Regions from separate parts of the Homo sapiens genome. Here all the other regions are linked to region 3. A link is a contact called in ENCODE Hi-C or POLR2A ChIA-PET data. All regions are on one chromosome and are shown on one strand. The core of a region is the stretch at or near the end of the contact, and the rest is flanking DNA. Distances in the headings are between cores, read along the strand shown. Region 1 holds the start of RAB5IF (RAB5 interacting factor). Region 2 overlaps DLGAP4 (DLG associated protein 4). Region 3 holds the start of ITCH (itchy E3 ubiquitin protein ligase).

Region 1 (2,700 bases), core at 185-2,684, 2.2 Mb before region 3:
AAATCAAAATTCTAGAGGTGCATATATAATATGGCCTGTAATGAAATGACTGTGATAATAATTGTGCTACTGGCCGCACATACGGATTAGAACCATAAATGCTGGAGGCAGGTGCCACTATATTTAAGTTTAATGGAAGAACACAGACGACTCAGGTTTCTGATCTGCCCTAGATTCCAGAAACCAGTCCTTATACAAGAAAAGAAAGAAATGACACAGCAGATTAGAGACTGCAGGTTTTGCAAGAGCTGGGCAGGGCTGGGGGCAGAACAAGGGCACCTTCAGGAAGTGCCTCCCATCCCCCTTTACAGGAACTTCAGGAAGGAAAATCCACTTCGGCAGCCCAGAAAACCAAGAAATGACTGCAAATATAATACGCTTTTCAAGCTACCTGGAATCAAGCTGTTTGTGATGGCCCCTTCCAGATCATGGAGCAGAGTTACGAAGCATCCTCCGAATGGGACGAGTAAGAACGTTCTGAAGTCCCAACCAATTCTCGCACATATCTGGTGGCGTTTCTCCACCCCCACACCTCACACTCACCCAGCGGGTGGTCTCAGTCTCCCCTCTTGACTCATGCTTATCAAAGTATTCGGTCCTTTACATTCAACAAGCAACAGCAGCTCAAGATTAGCGAGCCTCACTATGTGCAAAAGGCTTTAATGTACCACAGTACCCCACTTCAGAGTTATTCTGAGTTAAACGAGATTCCGCTTGCAGAGCACCTGGCACGTAGAAAGCATTCTCAGCAGAAGTCTGTTACTGTTAATGTTTGTGCTACTTAATTCGAAAGAAACAAGTAACCTACTCAAAACCCTACTGCACATAAAAGGCGGAGGCCGAATCGAATTCAGCTCCCTTTCCCAGTTCAGGCACAAACCCTGCCCGCGAATGACAACGCCTCTCCCCGCTCCTCGCCAATTCCGCATAACTAGGGGGCTTCATCCTTAGGCCACCCTTCGGGGAGCTCCAAGCCCAGCTGTCCGCCCAGTGCCCGCCAAGTTTGCTCTGACACCCTTGGGCCACCCGCCCCACTGCCCTACTCGATTGTGCCGGAACGAGGACGAGGGCAGGCCCGCGCCAGTCTTCCGTTCCCCGAGTCCCAGCCGACTCCTCGCACCCGCGCCCTGTTCAGACTCCACCGTACCTTATCCTCCCAGGCCGCGTCGCTCCGCAGCACCTTACTCCAGACGGAGACTTTGAGGGCCCCGTTGGCCAGCTGCGGCTGAGGCGGCTCCTCCTTCCGCCGCCCGCCGCTCATCCTCCCGTCGCGCCGCCCGGGCCGGGCCTGGGGCGCGCGGGCTGAGCCAAAGGGAGTCGGGGTCTAGGGTCGCAGGTCACGGCGCGGGGCGGCTGCAGGCTCAGCGGCCCGGTCCTGCGGCGCGCTGCGGTTCCTCACAACCTGGCCAAGCTACCCGGTTCCGCCGGCTCTACAGAGCAGGCGCCGCGAAGGGAGGGGCGGTGCAGTGTCGCGCGCCCTCCCGCCGACGTGCTCACGCAGCCAATCGGCGACCGCGAAGCCATCCGAGTGAAACAGCGACCGGCGCCTTGGCGCAAGCGCGCTACTCGTGGCGGAAATGACGTCAGCATCCGCCGGGCTCGCGGTAAGGTGTGAGGGGAGGGACAATCTTGGTAGAACGGTGACATGGGCGCCAGGAGGCGCTGTGGAGACCGAGGAGGTAGGGGAAAACCGAGGCTGGACGTCAGCGTCGCCCAGTCGGCCACAGCTGCCCCTCGAGCAGCGAGTGGGGCAGGAGCGGCTCTACCTTTCCTTGCGACCTACTCGCCTGCTGAGCCCAGACCTTGCTCCAGGGTAGCTCCAAGCTGCCCCACAGGATTTAGCCCGCTTATTTTCTCCCCTAACCCTGCAAGTTCTGTAGGGCCTTGTTGAAGATGTTAACTCTTCTGTAATAACTAACCATTTCATCTTGCCCAGCACCCTCTTTTGGCACACGAGAGCCCTGAGACCCCAAAAGAGGAAATGAGATTCTGAGGCCGTATAGCAAGGTGGACCCAACCGGGGACTCCTGGGCGGCAAATACAAGGATTGGGTTAGGTATCAGGATATCTGAGTGTTCACATACAGCGTCCTCACCATGTGCTGCGTCAGTGGTTCACAAAGTGAGCTTCCGGATCAGCAGCGGCCGTATCGCCTGGGAACTGGGTAGAGGCGCAGGTTCTCGGCCCCCATTCCACGCCTACTGACTCAGAACCCCTGGGGATGGGGCTCCTTCCGGTGGCCCTCCAGGTGGTGCCAGGCTCACTGTGCTGGTAAGTCCAGAGACCAAGGCACATCCCTTCTGGACAGTGGATTTTTTTTTTTTTTTTTTTTTGAGACGGCACGGTCTCTGCTCACTGCAACCTCCACCTCCCGGGTTCAAGCGATTCTCGTGCCTCAGCCTCCCACGTAGCTGGGATCACAGGCGCCCACTACCACGCTCCACTAGTTTTTTTTGTATTTTAGTAGAGACGGGGGTTTCACTATGTTGCCCAGGCTGGTCTCGAACTCCTGAGCTCAGGCAATCCGCCCATCTTGGCCTCCCAAAGTGCTAGGATTACAGGCGTGAGCCACCTCACCCGGCCTCTGGACAGTGGATTTATAAAGACAAGTAATGTATCTGGTACCTGGGTGTGTCTGACTCCAGAATCTGTGCTCTTAACCGTTAAACTTTAAAGCTGAGAGTATCTTTTTTTTTTTTA
Region 2 (2,700 bases), core at 182-2,681, 2.1 Mb before region 3:
GCTCTGTCTGTCAGTGTTTCCCCAGGGCCAGCTCACTGCCAGGCACAGAGCAGCACTTAATAAATATTTATTGAATAAGTAGCTCAGCCACAGTGAGCTTGGTCAAGCCTCTTTCTACCAGTGAACCTCAGTTTCCTCTTCTGAAAAACAAGGATGATAAGAATAGTAATACTTTCCAAAGTTGGATAAAGATCTACTGAGATAATGTGTATGAAAGTGCTCTGCAAATCAAAACAAACTAAACAAATATTAAAGATCCAGAACCAACGTGCTGAAACAAAACAAAAAGAATGAATATACGGGAGAATGAGCAAATTTACGAGAAAGCAACTGGCTCCAGATGGTCATCAAATGAATTACTACAATGGAAAGGGACAGCATAGGTCACTCTAGTCCACTGTTCCAAAGTCCAAATAGCATTTCTCAGGCCACCTCTGTTCCAAAGGAGCAAAAAATCTCTCAAAACCTTTGTCCAGATTTTGGTATGACGAACACGGTTACAGTTACAATTGTACCCTGCATACCACTGGGCTCAGAGTATCTGCCAAAGCAAACTGGCATACAGATGCTGGGTGTTTGCTGGAGGCAAGGGACCAGCAGGGTGAGGGGCACCTGGAGGCTGTGCCTGCCATGTGGTTGCTCTGCCTCATGACCAAGTTTGTGTTCAGAGGAGTGTGGGCTGCACACAGAGAGAATGATTGGCTGGGAGGCCTCGGCCAAGCCATCAATTTCCTGGCTGTACACTGGGACCAACCACTGCTGCCTCCCATGGTAGCCACTGTGTAAGCACTAGTCCCCTTCCCTTTCCCTCTGCCCACTGGGGATTCCTGGCTGCAGCCTGAGAAATGAGTCCTAGCCTCCGTCACTTGGCTCTCCTGTGCAAGGCACCTTGGAGACAAGTCCCTTCCCGCCTTTGTGGGTGACTGATTGCGTTGGCTGGGCCCCTCTCTGGTGGGGGCTGGCTGAGAATTCCAACAGACCCAGTGGTGGACATGCCTACTATCAGACTGGACATATACACAGCACAACTCCGGAACCTTCTCACAGTCCAGTGTGTAAAACTGCTTGTGTGAGGGTCCCTAGCTCCTCTGACTCTTCCACCTTTAAGGAATTCTAAACTGGCACCCTGACCTTCAGGATCCTTAGAAAGCAAGATTTGTGGGCTTTTAGGATAAATGTGCTTGCTCCTAATTAAAGGGAAAGAAGGCTCAGCCCCTTGGGACCCTAAAAGCAGGAGTTCCCTTTCCAAGAAGCAGAGCTGAGCTGTGGGAAGAGACACGGTTTGGAGACAGTTGGCCTTGGGCCTGAGCTACCTTTTCCTTATCTGCAAAACAGGGATGGGAAGTCCATCTGCCTCTGGCTTATTGTACAGATTTCATGAGCGCCCTTGTGGAGCCCCTGGCGCAGAGCCAGGCAAACAGCAGGTGTACAAGAAATGTGCTCAGACTGCTACTTCCTGCCCCAAACCAGCAACACCCAACATTTTCCCTTCTGGCCCATCAGAGCGCTGGCCAAGCTTTCCTAAGGGAGCACAGCATCCTCTGCTACCCCAATTGGCTCTTCCCACTCCCATGGGCCCCACCCAAACCTCACCCTCTTGTGTCATCTGGATGCCTGCAAAGCCTCCTCCCTGTTGTGATTTTTATTCATTCCAATTTACCCAGCCTGATTCATCCTCTGGAAAGTCTTCCAGTTGTGCTACCTCTGCTCTAAAACCTTCCATGCCTCCCCAGTGCCTCTGCTTTTCAGCTGTTTAACACTGCCTACAACCTCCTGGCTCCACCCAGATTTTCCAGCCAGAGCCCTGATGCCTCAGCAAAACTAGCATACTGCTGTTTCCCTAAATGCACACTTATCATCCAGCCATGCCCTCTGCACCCACCTCCCTGGAATGTCGGCACCACCCTCTGCCTCTGCAAATCCAGCTCCCCTCAAAGGGCTCTTGTTTCCTCTGGCTCATGCTCACTTCTTCCTTCTCAGACAATGCTTTTCCTCAGCAGACGCTTAATTACAGAGTGTCACACAGTCTCTCATAATTGTAGGCTTGTCTTCTTGTCAGACCATAAGTTCCTCAGGGCAGAGACGCCTTGTCTGTCTATTAATCCCCATCCTCTCAGAGCCTGGCCCAGGGCTAGGAAGGCAGGGCCGAGAGAAGGGGGGGGGAGAGAGAGAGAGAGAGAGAGAGAGAGAGAGAGAGAGAGAGAGAGAGGAGAGAGAGAGAGAGAGAGACAGAGACAGAGAGAGAGAGAGAGGAGAGAGACAGAGAGAGAGAGAGAGAGACAGAGAGAGAGAGAGAGAGAGCAAGAGCGAGAGACTCGCTTTGACCACTTGGGACCACTTCTCTTGCTCCTATCCCATGAGGAAACTGTTCACTGGCCAAACCAGACCTCAGGGCTCCAGGCCAGTGATGTACAGAGACGAGGGAGCCCGGGGGAGGGAGGCAGAGATGTGGCTCTAGTCTTGCTCTGGGATCCTAGGCATCCCTACCCGTCCCTGGGCCTGCCTCCATGCTGTGGAACAGCCATGTTTTAGCTCTAGAATGTGGCTTGTATTTCTCTTTAAGGTAGCCTTGGTTTCTAAGAATGGGTGGGTCTGTCTGTTAACACAGCTGATTCCAGCACAGGTTGAGTGAGGAAAGGCAGCCACAGTCAGGTCTGGGAAATCTGGGAACCCGAGAGAGATTTACACCACACACCTCAT
Region 3 (2,700 bases), core at 168-2,667:
TCAGGATGGTCTCGAACTCCTGACCTCATGATCTGCCCGCCTCGGCCTCCCAAAGTGCTAGGATTACAGGCGTGAGCCACACACAGCACCCGGCCCATTTCTTAATTTTAAAAATAAATCGTAGCTTAAATAAACCTGTAAATACACATAGCAAGCTCTCAGCAGATCTGCCATGAGAACTTCACCTCAACTGATAAACCATTCCTTAGCCGATTTTGAGAATGGAAATACACTGCCTTTACATACTTCCTGAAGATCGAATTCTATCAGGAAAAGATGCAGGAGAACCCACCTAAGTGGGTGGCTGGCTCCAGGGTCTTACTAATTTTCAAGGCAAAAATCCCACAATTCCCCATCCCCCACTCCAAACCAAGTATACTGTAGCTGTGGAAGAATGGCAGAAAATGTAATAAGATTAGGATACGAATACAACCAAGAAAACAAGGTTGCGTTGTTATTGGGGATAATGAATTCCTGGCCCTTTACAAGTTCACCTGGTTACATGTCCAACTAACTTTAGGCCCAGCGTCTACTTCGGGCGCACAAATTCTGCGATTCTCTTTTCTGTCGCGGACGGGAACTGTCTTGGAAAACTTGAGTTCTCCACTTAAAAGTCATGTCATCATGCTTCGACCCTTAGAATACGTTCAACGGCTACTTTTTTCTTTTCTCTGCTAAAGAAAAGGGCACTCTCCGGAGGAAGGGCAGTGACAGCTCCACGTCTGCAAAAGTCGGCGCCGCCACGACGGTGGCGGACGTCGGGGAGGGCGCCGGAGCCGGGACCACCACGCCGGGGGGACAATGGAAGGAGGAGGCGAGTGGGAGAGAGAAGGGGAGGCAGCCGCTGTGCTGGGCCCTTCTAGCGACTGGGGGCTCGGAAAAGTCTCGAGAAGGCCAGCTGGGTGGCGGGGGACCCGGCCGCCGCCCCTCACAGGGCCACGTCGCCCGCGCCGGCCCCGCCGCCGGGCCCCGCGCGTAGGCCGAACCGCTGGAGAGTGGCCCCAGGCGGGGCTGAGGGGCGAGGGGCCGGACGGTACCCACGCCCGTCGTGGCCCAGCCCTTTCACAACTTGGAGCCCGCGAGGCGAAGGCCTCCGGAAGCCTGTGCCAGACACTGATCCCTCCGAACGTCCAGACAGCCCACCCCCACCGCCCGGCCCGGGCCAGTAGCCCGAGCTCCCCGCGCCCCCGACAGACACCGGCTCTGGAAGAAGGAGCAGCCGCGGCTCTGGGGTCCCGAACCGCGCGTCCCACTCCTCTACCCTTGTTCTCCCCGAACATTCTCATCCGGACTCCCTCCCTCTCCCGAGAACTGCCCCGAGTTCGCCCACGGGGGTTTACCGGGACTCGGGGCGGCGGCGACTCCTCAGTCCCTAGACTAAGATGGCAGCCGGTCCCGAGCCCCGACCACAGCTACTAGAGCGAGTTAGCAGCTAAAGCGCAGGCGCCTGAGCGCGGAAGTGGTCTAGACTACAAGCCCCAGCAGGCCTTGCGCGCCAGCCGTCCGGCCCGCCCCTGGCTTGAAGAGCTGGCTGCGGTGGTAAATCAGTTAAATCCCAGTTTTCCTCAGCTCCAGGTGAGATGGGCGCGAGCGGCTCCCAGCACCTCCAGGCTTTTTTTTTTTTTTAACACCCCGCCCACCAGAGCCTATAAGGACTGTGATTCTCAAACTATGGTGTGCATCAGAATCACCTAGAGAGCTTATTAAAACTTACACTGCTGACCCCCACCCCCAGAGTTTCTGATCAGAAGATCTGGCATAGGAGGATAGGGTCTGATAATTTGCATGTCCAACAAGCTGTCTAGTGATACTGCTAGTGAGTGAAATCATAATTTGAGAACCAATGGGCTATATAGCTTAGTTTATAACTTAGTTGTTCTTTTTTCTTTTTCTTTTCCTTTTCTTTTTTTTTCTTCTTTTTGAGATAAGGTCTCACCCTTCACCCAGGCTGGAGTGCAGTGGTGCAGTCATAGCTCACTACAGCCTCACACTCCTGGGCTCAAGCGAGCCTCCCACCTGGGCTTCCTGAGTAGCTGGGACAGCAGTTGAGCACCACCACACCCGACTAATTTTGTTCTATTCTTTGTAGAGATGGGGATGGGGTGGAGTGCGGATGGGATGGGGCGGGAATAGGGCCACGGTGTCGCCATGTTGCCCAGGCTGGTCTCCAGCTCCTGGGCTCAAGCGATACTCCCTCCTCGGGCCTCCCAATCGCTGAGATTACAGATGTGAGCCACTGCACCTGGCCTGGCTTAGCCTTTAACAATGTACATTAAAGGGCGTGGTTAAAAAGAAAATAAAAGAAAAAAAATGTACACTTGAGAGTTACACTGACCGGATTCAAATCCTCCCTTTTCTACCTTTTAACTGGGTGCCCTTAGGGATGATGACAACAGCTTAGTGGAGCCAACGTGGCCTGTCCGGTATTCTAAGAGCTGATACCAAGCTCCCTTTATTCTCACAACAAACCTATTACAGAAATACCATTATTATCCCCATTTTACAAATATATAAACTAAGTCACATACTTGATAAGAACCCAGGCAGTCTGGCGTGAAAGTCCGTTGTCTTAACCTTCTTCATGGATTGCTTGTGAGAAATAATAGGCTATGCAGGCAGAGACTCAGAGGTATGACTAAGTGCTCAATACTTAGTGACCTTTGCTATTACTGTTTAGCCTGTTTCCTCCTAATGAAAATA

Evidence for each region. Hi-C counts contacts between places; a loop is a spot of excess contacts on that map. ChIA-PET counts read pairs that join two places held with the same protein, here RNA polymerase II (POLR2A). Pooled maps may share reads with other maps.
Region 1: a pooled map shows a loop between it and region 3 (5-fold over the local background). The contact joins the promoter of RAB5IF here to the promoter of ITCH in region 3. A Hi-C loop is called at or near these places in 1 of 50 pooled maps. POLR2A ChIA-PET finds 5 or more read pairs at or near these places in 2 of 52 experiments (GM10248 and GM12878).
Region 2: a map with no recorded cell type shows a loop between it and region 3 (6-fold over the local background). The contact joins the enhancer-like site here to the promoter of ITCH in region 3. A Hi-C loop is called at or near these places in 1 of 37 single-sample maps with no recorded cell type and 5 of 50 pooled maps. POLR2A ChIA-PET finds 5 or more read pairs at or near these places in 1 of 52 experiments (K562).

The regions. Positions count from the first base shown.
Region 1 is chr20:36,604,513-36,607,212 of GRCh38, reverse strand. RAB5IF (RAB5 interacting factor) reads right to left here and starts at 1,434. Exons shown (of 4, transcript NM_018840.5): 1 at 1,148-1,434. The coding sequence starts at 1,261. The region is part of intron 2 of TGIF2-RAB5IF (TGIF2-RAB5IF readthrough); the gene reads right to left. RefSeq lists enhancers at 1-289, 1,641-1,780, 2,511-2,560 and silencers at 1,131-1,440, 2,120-2,519.
Region 2 is chr20:36,466,527-36,469,226 of GRCh38, reverse strand. The region is part of intron 7 of DLGAP4 (DLG associated protein 4); the gene reads right to left. Among named protein-coding and RNA genes, the nearest start is that of MYL9, 74 kb to the left of the region's middle. RefSeq lists an enhancer at 1,543-1,592. Within about 2 kb of position 1,431, at least 27 of the 41 ENCODE cell types and tissues checked have a DNase peak (open chromatin) inside an H3K27ac peak, as active enhancers do.
Region 3 is chr20:34,361,990-34,364,689 of GRCh38, reverse strand. It overlaps ITCH (itchy E3 ubiquitin protein ligase), which reads right to left and starts at 1,417. Exons shown (of 25, transcript NM_031483.7): 1 at 1,341-1,417. RefSeq lists a silencer at 883-1,112.